Linked DNA regions of Mus musculus: region 1 is linked to region 2. Evidence: chromatin loops called from intact Hi-C (ENCODE). Cell type or tissue: heart. All regions are shown on one strand. Links, peaks and the distances in the headings refer to the core of each region. The heading gives the core; the rest is flanking DNA. Region 1 holds the start of Wwc2 (WW, C2 and coiled-coil domain containing 2). Region 2 overlaps Wwc2 (WW, C2 and coiled-coil domain containing 2).

The links. Hi-C counts contacts between places; a loop is a spot of excess contacts. Peaks named below come from ENCODE experiments on the same cell type or tissue, not always from the same donor. Only the 100,000 strongest peaks of a DNase experiment are listed, where the experiment ranks them.
Region 1: a loop joins it to region 2, with 3 times the contacts of the local background. A loop is called at or near these places in 6 of 42 quality-filtered maps.

What each region holds. Positions count from the first base shown.
Region 1 is chr8:47,988,259-47,993,628 of GRCm38, reverse strand. It overlaps Wwc2 (WW, C2 and coiled-coil domain containing 2), which reads left to right and starts at 3,085. Exons shown (of 23, transcript NM_133791.5): 1 at 3,085-3,563. The coding sequence starts at 3,433. In heart, for the core only: a CTCF peak has its summit at 3,185; DNase peaks (open chromatin) are centred at 2,518, 3,088 and 3,878; H3K4me3 peaks cover 3,671 bases; H3K27ac peaks cover 3,467 bases.
Region 2 is chr8:47,929,836-47,935,205 of GRCm38, reverse strand. All of the region lies in intron 1 of Wwc2 (WW, C2 and coiled-coil domain containing 2), which reads left to right. Among named protein-coding and RNA genes, the nearest start is that of Gm39173, 17 kb to the left of the region's middle. In heart, for the core only: a CTCF peak has its summit at 3,036; a DNase peak (open chromatin) is centred at 2,995; H3K4me3 peaks cover 867 bases; H3K27ac peaks cover 3,800 bases.

The DNA of each region.
Region 1 (5,370 bases), core at 177-5,176, 58 kb before region 2:
TTTTGTTTTTTGGACACAGGGTTTCTCTGTGTAGCCCTGGCTGTCCTAGAACTCACTCTGCAGACCAGGCTGGCCTCACTCAGAGATCAGCCGGCCTCTGTCTCCCAAGTGCTGGGGCTAAAGGTGTGCACCACCAACGCCCAAACTTGGCTTTTAACAAGAATCTCAGGTCTTTACATTTGTGTGGAAAGCACTTTTGCCCACTGAACCACCCACCTCCCCAGTCATCTTTTGAGACATGTGCTATACCGTCTGATTTTATGCTGTTACAGACGGAACTAGGGCTTGCTAGTTTAGCATTTACCACCTGGGCTATATTCCTTTATCCCTTTGTGTTTATGGGCTTTGTTGTTGTTGTTTTTGTTTCTTTTCTCTTCTTCTTTTTTTTTTTTCTTTTTTTGGAGACAGACTCTCATGTAGTCTAAGATAGTCTCGAATTTACTATGTAGACAAAGCTGTTTTTCAACTCTTGGTCTTCCTGTGCCCACCTCCTAGGTGTGAGATGACAGTTGTCCATCACCTTCTAGTTGTTTATTGCTCCACATCCCAACAGAAGATTAACACTGGTGAATATAGAACCAGGAGAAAAGGCGAGTCTCCGAGCCAGTGAATAGACTCGTTGCTGGTTAGTTTGTGGTAACTGGCTGGCTGGCACCCACAAGCAGCCTATACACCTTTCCTGGCCAATGATCACAGGCAGCCATAAGCAAACCGGAAGTGCGCCCATCTCTAAAAGGGCATCATCTGTACATTTCACAGATATGAATATAAATAAAGTCTCATTGATTAACCCTTAGGGAGTCTTCAAAGGGATTGTAGGAACTCAGAATTGGATCCTAGTAAAAAGGGTTCTGAGAACTGCAACCCTTTCTGTCACTTGGACTGCTTTTGGCTAACGTTTCCTGTGCCGATCAGCAGAAACGAGCCTGTGTCATTTTGGCATTTCTTTTTGAAGTCTGGGGATTCATGGGACAATAAACGTGAGCCACTTTGCATTCCTGAATAATATTTAGTTGAAAGCTTACCTGACTTCGTTATACAGAGGACGCCCATGGAGTGAGTATTCATTCCACGGAAGCAAGCTGACCTACTGCAACAGCTATGTGCTTCACTCTTACGGTTGAGATGTAAGGTGTCGACATGCTAGCACAATAAATATCTTCAAATTCTTTAGGGGAAGGGAGAAACTCACTAAGGAAGCCACAAATTAGGATAGTTTGGGTTAGTCACTGGCTACATCTTGGCCATGTGAATGGGCCAACATAGAGAATTACACATTCGGCAGTGTAACTTTAGACAGGATCCCTCCACCCACTGAGAGCTAGGACCCTGGCTGATTATCTTACTGCTAATAGGCTGAGGCAGAATACAGGTTAGGAAGCAGAAACTTCCCTCAACAAAGCACAAAAACCAGCTTCCACGGGCCTTGGCATTATGGGAAAGACCTAGAAAATGAGAGGTTTCTCTTGAGAACCTCTGCCTCTCTCTGGTTGTCCGTCCCAGGTACACCTGGTTTTCCAGTTCCTGGGGATTTCAAGTGTCTGCAGCTGCATAAACTGTTTCATTGAGAATAAACCCCTTTCCTTTTTTTAAAACCCCCTTCAAGGCACGTGGAGTCCCCTTCTGGAAGCTTGATTCAGAGCTTGGTTCTTACTGTCTAGTTCTATTCACAACTTCAGCAAATGCCCAGGCACAGAAAATGTCCTGCCCAATGCTAGGTCCTGAAGTTATTACATTGGCAGGTCTGGTTAAGGGAATTCAGACCAAGAGGTGAAGGATTGAGCTCTGGGGCCTTTCTTCCTAAAATCTGCCATTTCAAAAGCATCTGCTTAGAGGCCTGGGAGAATATTGACAAGGTTGGCAATGCACAGCAGGCTGTAAAGGTTGAGGACGAAAGGCTATTTCTCAGACTGAGGACAAGGGACACTGCAAGCTTAGTGTCTTGACTCTGCCAAGGCTTTGTCGTCTTAGGAGTCTGACATCCGGCTCCTACCCAGGGCCGATCAGCACTTAATAGCTAAATAAATAAATGTTTGTGAGAGATCTACACCTCATACCAGATGGACCCTTGATCAAGCAAAGTGTGGCCACTGACTCCCGCCTTGGCCCCCTTCCGAGTGATTATTAACCCCTTCTGCCACCCCACCCCCCACCCCCGGTCCGGGACTGGGGTGGAGAACTTCCCGGGACAGAGAGTTGGAAGGAAGGGACTGGATAGTGGACGCAGCCATGTCCCTTGGATTTAAACCCAGAAGGGGACGCCAGATGCACAGGGCCCTGACCCCGCCAGTGCAGCCCCCTGACCCGGCGGGGCAGCACCGGTGATTCGGACCCCTAGGGCCCGCGCGGGGCTGACTGGCGGCGACAGTGGCGGGGTGGCCCTGTCGCTTCTAAGGATCAGGCCGGAGTTGCCCCGTGGGCCACTGGGGCGGACATGTCGCAGCTCTCATGGATAGGGACCCGCCTTTACTTTGCTCCCTTAGGCCCGCGAGGCCCTGGTGAGGTCACCGAGGGCCAGACTGAGCAGAAGGCTCGGGGGCGCCGCGGCCCCGGACACGCCCCGGACACACTCCCAGCGCTTTTTGCACACTTCCCCACCGCCGGGAACAGCCAAGGCACGGGGCGCGGCGTGGGGGGGGGGGGGTGGGGGGGGTGGGGGCGTTCTGTGCCCTTACTGTTTGTTGGGACTTCTTCCCAGGACAGCATTCCCCACCCTTTCCTCTCGAAAGTCTTGTGGTTTCCCTAGAAGACGGAAAGAGGTTGAGAAGGTTGCAGACTTTTTTTTCTTTGGCTTCTTTTTCCATCCAGAAAGCCCTCTAAATCCCCAAAGGGTCTGGCGGAGAGGGGACATCTCGGGCTGCAGAGGAGGGAGCGAGCTGTGCATTCCTCCGCCCTACCGCCTCCCACCTGGCCTCGTCGCTCCCCTCCCCCGCCCGGGCTCAGCCCCGCGTCCCGCCGCGGCCGCCCCGGCAGCTGCAGGGTTAAGCTCAGGAATGTGGCGGCGAGGAATGTGCATGCAGATGAGGCGGGCGCGGGGCGGGCCGGGGGCGGAGCGCATGCTAATCGCATGCAAATGAGCAGGCCAGTCGCCGCCGGGCCGTTGCTCCGCGGAGCTTCCCGGATCCGAGCCCAGACGGCGTCGGCCGGGGCAGCCTGGGCGCCGCGACCCTCGGCGGCCACAGGGGGACGGGGAGGAGGAGGAAGAGGCGGAGGCAGCGGCGGCAAGGAGGAGGAGGAGGGCTCGCTCGTCTGTTCCGACGCAGACATGGTGGACTGATCTCCGGCAGGGCTGAGAGCAGGGATCCCCGAGGCTTCCCCGCGCGTAGCTCGCCGTGCCCCTCGCCCCGCACGCCCCTCGCCGGCACCCGCGTTCCCGCCGCGCCCCGCGCCCGGTCCCTATGGAGGCGCCGCTCGCCGGCGAGGCCGCCGACCATGCCTAGGAGGGCCGGGAGCGGGCAGCTGCCGCTACCCCGGGGCTGGGAGGAGGCCAGGGACTACGACGGCAAGGTTTTCTACATCGACCACAACACCAGGAGGACCAGCTGGATCGACCCCCGGGACAGGTGGGTGGCCGGGCCCCGGCCGGGTGCGGGGACCCGCCTCGGGAAGTGCTGCGGTGGCTGTTGTCTGGGAGACCTGGAGGGCGCCGGGGGCGTGGGGCGTCGCCGGCCCTGCACCCCCCGAGGGGCTCCGGGGTAGGCGCGGGACGGTCGGCCTAGGCGCGGCTGTATCTGCCCGCCAGGCGCCCCTTCTTGGGCCCCATTGCCCACTGCCTTCCCCACACCCCTCGGGGACTTGTAGACACTCCCTGTCCCAAGGGAAGGGCCGGATTGGTGCCCTGGGTTGGCACCCTGAGTCCAGTTAGCCGGCTCAGGGTGTGTGTGTGTGGGTACTTGACCCCTCTCTAGACCTCCTGTGTGCTGTTTAAAGTTGGTCAGATGGAGGGAGAGGGCACCTTTCGACCTCTGAGGCACGCTGAGCTCGGGGCCTCCCGGAGGCCTAAGTGATGGTGAATTACTAGTCATCTGGGCCACCTGTGGCATCTCTCCTGCCTTACATACCTAGCTCCTGGGCACTGACTGCAAGCTTTTCCTAGGGCGCACCCCGAACCATGTCCTAGGGTCTGAACGTGGAGAGAGGGTCCCACTCCTGGCTCGACCTTCGTAGCTTTGCCCCTAAGATTAAAAAAACAAACCACTGTTTTGGAGTTTTGCTTCTAACCGTGGTTCCTCACCTGGAAACCTGGTCAGATTTTCCTTGTGAAGTGGCACGGAGACTGGAAGGGAACCTTGACCACAGCTGTGGGTAGCCCAGACTTGAAGCTTAGCCTAGTTTTTGCACAGCGATATAAGCATTTTGTTCTTACCTGGAGAGCTGAATGAAGCAAACAAGAGATCTAAGAAGTTCAGGAGCTGAACATTGGTGGACTGCTCACCAATGTTCTTTCTGTTTCTCACTCAACTCTCTCTTTGCTTTTAGAAGGAACACTTAGAATTAAAGTTGTTAGAGGGTGTGGACGGTCTCACACATCTGTCCAAACTCAGCACTTGTGAGGTGGAAGGAGAATCAGGAGTTCAAGGCTAGTTTGGGTTATTCGAAATCCTGTCTCAAAAAGAAAAAAAAAAAAAAAAAAAGGAATGTAGGGTGCATTTTTTTTTTTTTTTGTAAAATTTGAAATCTGTCCATTAAGGAGGTATTTTTGTTTTTTTATATTTTTCTAGACTGCCTCATACTGTATTGTAGCTCAGGCTAGCTGGCTTGGAACTCATTATGTAACACTGGCTGCTCCCAAACTCACAGCAATCCCCCTGCCTCAGCCTCTCCTCCGTGCAGGAATTACAGGTGCCAGCCACCACACCGGATGAGGAGTAGGGATTAGGGCCTCTGTGTAAATTCAAGTAGCATCTCTTCAGGGATGCCCCTGCCATTTGCAGTTTTAGCATTTCTAGAAAGTTCTATAGGCTTTTTATGCAATGTGATCTGAGGGGCTGTAGTCTTTTCTGGAGCTTTTCCTGCTAAGTCCCCCCCCCCCAGCTTGAAACACACTCTTCTATTTGATATTCCCAATCACTCATTTCCTACAACTATTGTAGTTGAAAGCTATTAAAAAGCAGTTATAAGAAAGTCCTGAACGACATAAATTTATGGAGCAATCCTTGTTAAATTATCCATGAAGATAGGGTTTAGGTTTCCCTCGAGATGAGGAAAGGCACCTGTGCCCGGGCCCCACCTCCGCACACCGCCCGGGCGGGCCATTGCTGGCTGGATGAAGGTTCTGACAGGAGTCACACCTCCATAGTCTCCCCAGGCAGATTGGCTGTCATAAACTTCATCATGCTCCAAGCCTGTTACTTATACGGTTGCACTTTG
Region 2 (5,370 bases), core at 183-5,182:
TTAAAGTTGGGGAATTATTTTTAAAGAAAGATTTTACAACTTCCTGCTAGTCAGTTGTACATGTTGAATGAGCGAGTGCACAGTGGGTTCCACCCAAGGTTCCCCTACCGTTCCTCCTCAGATTCCTCTCCACAGGGTGAACCACACGACAGCGGATGGTCTCTTAGTGTTTATCTGTGTTTTCAAATTACATTCAGGGATTGATTTCCCAGTGTTAGGATTTAAGAAAAAAAACAAAACATTTTTTTTCCTGTGTGTGGGGGTGGGGTGGGGGGGTGGGGGATGCATAGCTGTGTGGAGGTCAGACATTGGAGATTTCCTTTTTTGCTATTTATAGAATTTTTTTCAGCAGGATTGCTTGGACTTGAGTCTTTCGTGTTTTTATATGAATTTTAGGGTGATTGTTTTCCTATTTCTGTGAGGAATGTCATTGGTATTTTGATGGGGATTGCATTGAATCTATAGATTACTTTCAGTAACATTTCCATTTCACAGTATCTATCAATTCTGCCAATCCATGAGCATGACACGCCTTTCCATTTTCTAGTTCCCTCACTTCCTTTCGTCAGGGTTTTGTATCTGGTAATTTGTTATTGGTGGTGTCTTTCAGCTTGTTGGTTAGACTTATTCCTAGATGGTGGTAGTTGTTGAGGCTGTGATGAAATGTTCTTAATTCCATTCTCAGGAAGTCCATCATGGCCTGAATAAAAACTACATATTTTTAATATGGCTGCTTTGCTAAATTTGTGTATTAGTTCCAAGCGCCTTTTGGTGGGGGCTTTGGGGGCTTCGTATATAATTGTGTAGTCTGAAAATGGGGTAGCTAATCTCAGCCATTCTGCTCTTTTTTTCTAGTCAGATCCAGGGACTAATGACCTTTCTTCCCAGTAATTTACTTTGGCTAGTGATTAAGAGCAGAAATGGTATGCGTGTCCCCGTCCCTCCCGTTTCTGATGCTTGTTCCGGTTGGAGGTGTGGACATCTAAGGTGCAGTCAGGGATGCTGAGCCACGCGGAGGCTCACTGTCTGGAGAGGCAGCTTCGACAATGCTGGGCTTGGCTTGAGGGAGGAGGATATGAGATGTGGAGGGTTTTGCTGCAGCAGGGCCTGGCCTTCATGACACACACAGCTTTTAGTGATATTAAAGGAGGAGACACAAAGGACTGTGTGCAAGCTGTGCACTAGGGAGTGTGCAGCAGTACTCAGGCACAGCCTGTGTATCACTGGGGCACCCTCAGCAGCCCGCCTTTCCTCTTGGCCCTTAGTTAGCATTCCATGGTACAACTCAATCCGTCCCCAGCCCGACAAATGTCAGCCCAGTGCCTGGGCTTCTCCGAAACGACCTGCAAGGGAACTGGGGAAGCTTGCTCTCAGTGAGTTCACATTGCCTCCATTTTTTTTGTTTCTGACAAGGCACCTTTTCTGTAAGCTGCACCAGATGCTGGCCTGCAAGTCTCCAGCGCCTCTGGTTGAGCCTCTGCAGAGAATTGATTCTTCCCTCCCTGCCAGCTCTGGTGCGCTGTTTCCTAACTGGCTTCCCAGGCGCAGGCTACAGTGAAGTCTTGGAAGCTGGAAGCCCATTTCAGGCTCTTGCAGTGCGATTTGATCTGCTTCTGGGCTTTTTCTTTGGTGACTTGGTTTCCCCATTTTTCTGGTTTGCTAAGTCACCTCTCTACCATTTCTCTGTTACCCCTAATTAAGGTGCTCTTGTCTATGACCCCTCCTTTATTCCTTTGCATTTATGGTTTTTTTTTAAGTTTTTGTTTATTTTTATTTTTTGTGTGTGATTGTTTGCCTAACTTTACATCAGTGTACCTTGTGTATGCAGTGCCCTCAGGCTAGAAGAGGTCACCTGGTCCCCTGGGACTAGAGTTAGTGACAGTTGTGAGCCACCATGTTTGTTTCCTTTCAGAAGTTTATTTCCCTTCATAGTTCAATTGAGCCAGGTGTAGTGGCGAATACCTTTAGTTCCAGCACTTGGGAGGCAGAGCCAGGCAGATCTCTGTGAGTTCGAGGAGCTTCGAACTGGTCTATAGAGTGAGTTCTAGAACAGCTGTTCCAAAGCTACTATACAGAGAAACCCTGTCTCAAGGGAAAATAATTCAGTTGAGATAAATACTCAGTTTGACATTCCTAATTCATCGGAATAGAGCAAATCCTTAAGTCATTTATTTTATGTTGTTTTGAGTTTTGGTTCTATCTAATTTTGAACATACTTGTTCCTATAGAATCGGCTAAATTACTAAAGATATGTCCCTGATAAGGAGGGGTTGGTGAAAGCCGGCAGGGACAGAACATCTTTTATTGTTCACTGATGATAGTGGTCTTTCCTAACTCCTGTGCTACTTACTGCTCTAAGCCTCAGCGAGGCTCTGGTCTGCGTGGCTCATCAGCTTTTAGAATAAAGGGACGGTGTTTCTGTGAGCAGCTCTATCTAGAGCTCGCCTGGCCCAGCCCAGCCCATGTCACCTTGCGTGTCACCTTGTCCCCTGTGCCTGCACTCAGCCTCATGGCTTTTGTTTGCCTCAAATGGAGTCTGAGGCTAAGCTCAAAGGGCATGCATTTTTGTTTATGACTAAGGGCTGATCTCTGAAGTTATCAGACATTCCTCACATTCCATATGTCTAACTTTTAGTGCTTGGCGGATCTGGTGCTATGCCAGAAGAAAACACAGGCTAGCGAGGAGGAGGAAACACCACAGTGGAGAAATCCAGCCATATGTTTACCTAGCAAAGCACGCGTGCAGTATGGAATGGATTTGTAGCATGTCAATGCCATTCCTTAGGCTGCTTAGCAGCATTGCTCACTTTTCTGATATTTGAGTCTTGAAATTCCAATCTAGGAGCTTTAGAAAAACCCGTGATTCTTTCCATCTGTGTGCATGTTGTTCTCAGGGCCAGCGCTCGGTGCTGTAGTACAATAGCAAAGGCTAGTGGTATTGTGGGAGTGACTCTGTGTGACGGATGGGCGTCATCAGTACAGATGTGGTCCACAGAGTCAGACACACTGAGTGCTGAAGGAGGAGCGCCACCTTTTGTTTGTCTTCCCAACCCTGCGGGAGAAGGGACTGTGCAGAGGGAAAATGGCATCAGCGAGTCAAGCACGGAGGGGTCTGTGACAGACAGCACACTCGCATTGGTCCACACTGCTAAGGAAATAAACAGCTGGTAAACTCTAGTGACCCCTTGCTTATATAGCAAGTCAACTGAAGATGCAAGTCCAGAAGCACTCATGCAAACCATCACATGGCCAGTCTGTCACTAAAACGTGTTGCGGAACCTCCAGTCTGCCTTGGCCAAATATTACATATACTACAAAGACATCAAATTGGATTCTAATGTCGATAACTTAAATGCAGATTTTAAAAATATTTCAATCAGAAATTTAAATAAAAGTCTGAATTTTTTTTTTTTTGCCCTTTTTTTCTGGCATTCATCAGGATTTAGGGAAAGTAAATAAGAAAGTTCCCTCATCTTATATAAAATATCTGTGTAGACATTCTGTAGAATCTGGCTGTAATTGAATTATATCTAAATTAAAAAGCCTTTAGCCAGTGTTCCTAAGAAACCCAGCAATGTTTATGGATGCAGATGTCCCTTCCCTACGTGCCCACACCCTGGCACAATACGCCTGCACACACAGTACGCCTGTACAGGCAGTATGCCTGCACACACAGCAAGCCTGCACACACAGCACGCCTGCTTCTGGCTGTGCTTTCCCTCCAGCGTGAGCAGCTGCAGGTGTGTAGAAGCTGCCGGACTCGTTTACCTTCTCAAAGCTTCCTTTGGAAGAGTCAGACTGGACTTAATTGTCTGGGAATCTGCTGTGATGCCTTCGTGGCCTTCAGTGCTGGGTGCCTATATGAAATGAGAGGTATCTGCGGGATGCAGGAAGAGCACTGACTGCAGTTCCATGGGGACCAGTTAGGTGACGTCCTGTCAGTGAATGATCATGCTTCACTAACTAGCTAGATATCTGATATATCTCAGCACTCCTTCCTGAAAAGCTTCACGGCCATGGCAACCCAAAACTTTCTCCGGTCCAGCACCTTGTTCCCATCACTCACCCACACAGTTTATGCGTGTGTGTAGCTGTGTGACAGGTGCCACCCTTCTGAGTTCACCTTTATAAACCTACATCGGACAACATACCAGTCCGTATCTAACCTAGAGCTTATCCAAGGCTACTTGATACGGCGTTGTTTGAGGATGATTAAAATTCCCATCAGCACCAGGCTGTACTGCAAAGTCCAGTCTGTGATCTCACGGTGAAGGAAGTAATATGACAAGTGAAAGGTCAACCCCAGTGTGTTGCTGATGTACAACACAGGCTCCAGGGAAGGTCTAGAGAGACAGCTACTTGTTGTAGAAGGTACTTCTGAAGAGAAGAGCGTGGGAACTGAGTATCTGCTACAATGATGCAGTGTTTAACAAAGAAGGTGCAGTCTTGTAATTTCCTGGTAACATTGCAGTATTTTGGTTTGTTTGTTTGTTTGTTTGTTTGTTTGTTTTGTTGACTATGTAGTCCTGGCTGTTCTGGAACTCACTCTGTAAACCATGCTAGCCTCAAACTCCCGGAGCTCTGCCTGCTTCTGCCTCCCGAGTGCTGGGAGTCAAGGCGTGGGACACCGTCCCTGGTTCCTGTTGACATTTTGCAGAACAAGATCTAAAAAACTGTGTTCAAGAGACCACAGCTGCTGTGTGGAGAAGGGAGCACAGAGGGACTAAACCTTGGTCGCAGTTCCGGAGCAGACACGCCAGTGGCTTTGATTCCAGAGAGTCAGCCTATAGGGCTTTGATGGACTCAGTAACTGGCTGTTGGAGGAGGAAGCATCCCGGCCTGAGTGTCTGAGTTCCTGCTGCTGCTGCCGTTTTCTAAGATCAGATTGTGTGTGGGGACAGATGGAGGTGAGGGATGGAACTTTGGAGGGGGCATCACGGGTTGCAGTCTGTGTGAGTTAGGTTTGCTGTGGTCGTAGGTGGTCCTGTAGCACTGTCAGGTGGAAACAGCTGGCTGGAAATCACGTGTCCACTTGTTGTTTTCCCTTCAGGTCTGTCTGTCAAGCACCTCACATCTTGCTAGGTGCCTGGCATACAAAGATGAAAAACCAGTAGAACGTCTGTGGACTGAACAAACCGAGAAATGCAAACACAGTGAAAATATTTGAATGGGAAAAAGATTTTCCAAGCTTATAAAATGTCTCTAATTGGTGTCATCCCAGAGACGAGGAAGGCACTTAAGTTAATTTTAAAGATGAAATCTTAAAGGACAAACACGCTGAAAAGGAGAACCGGGCAGAAGATGGGCATTGGAAGGAGAGAGGATGCTGGCGCTGGCGCCTCCGTTAGGAGAGTGGACTGGGCTTTCGTG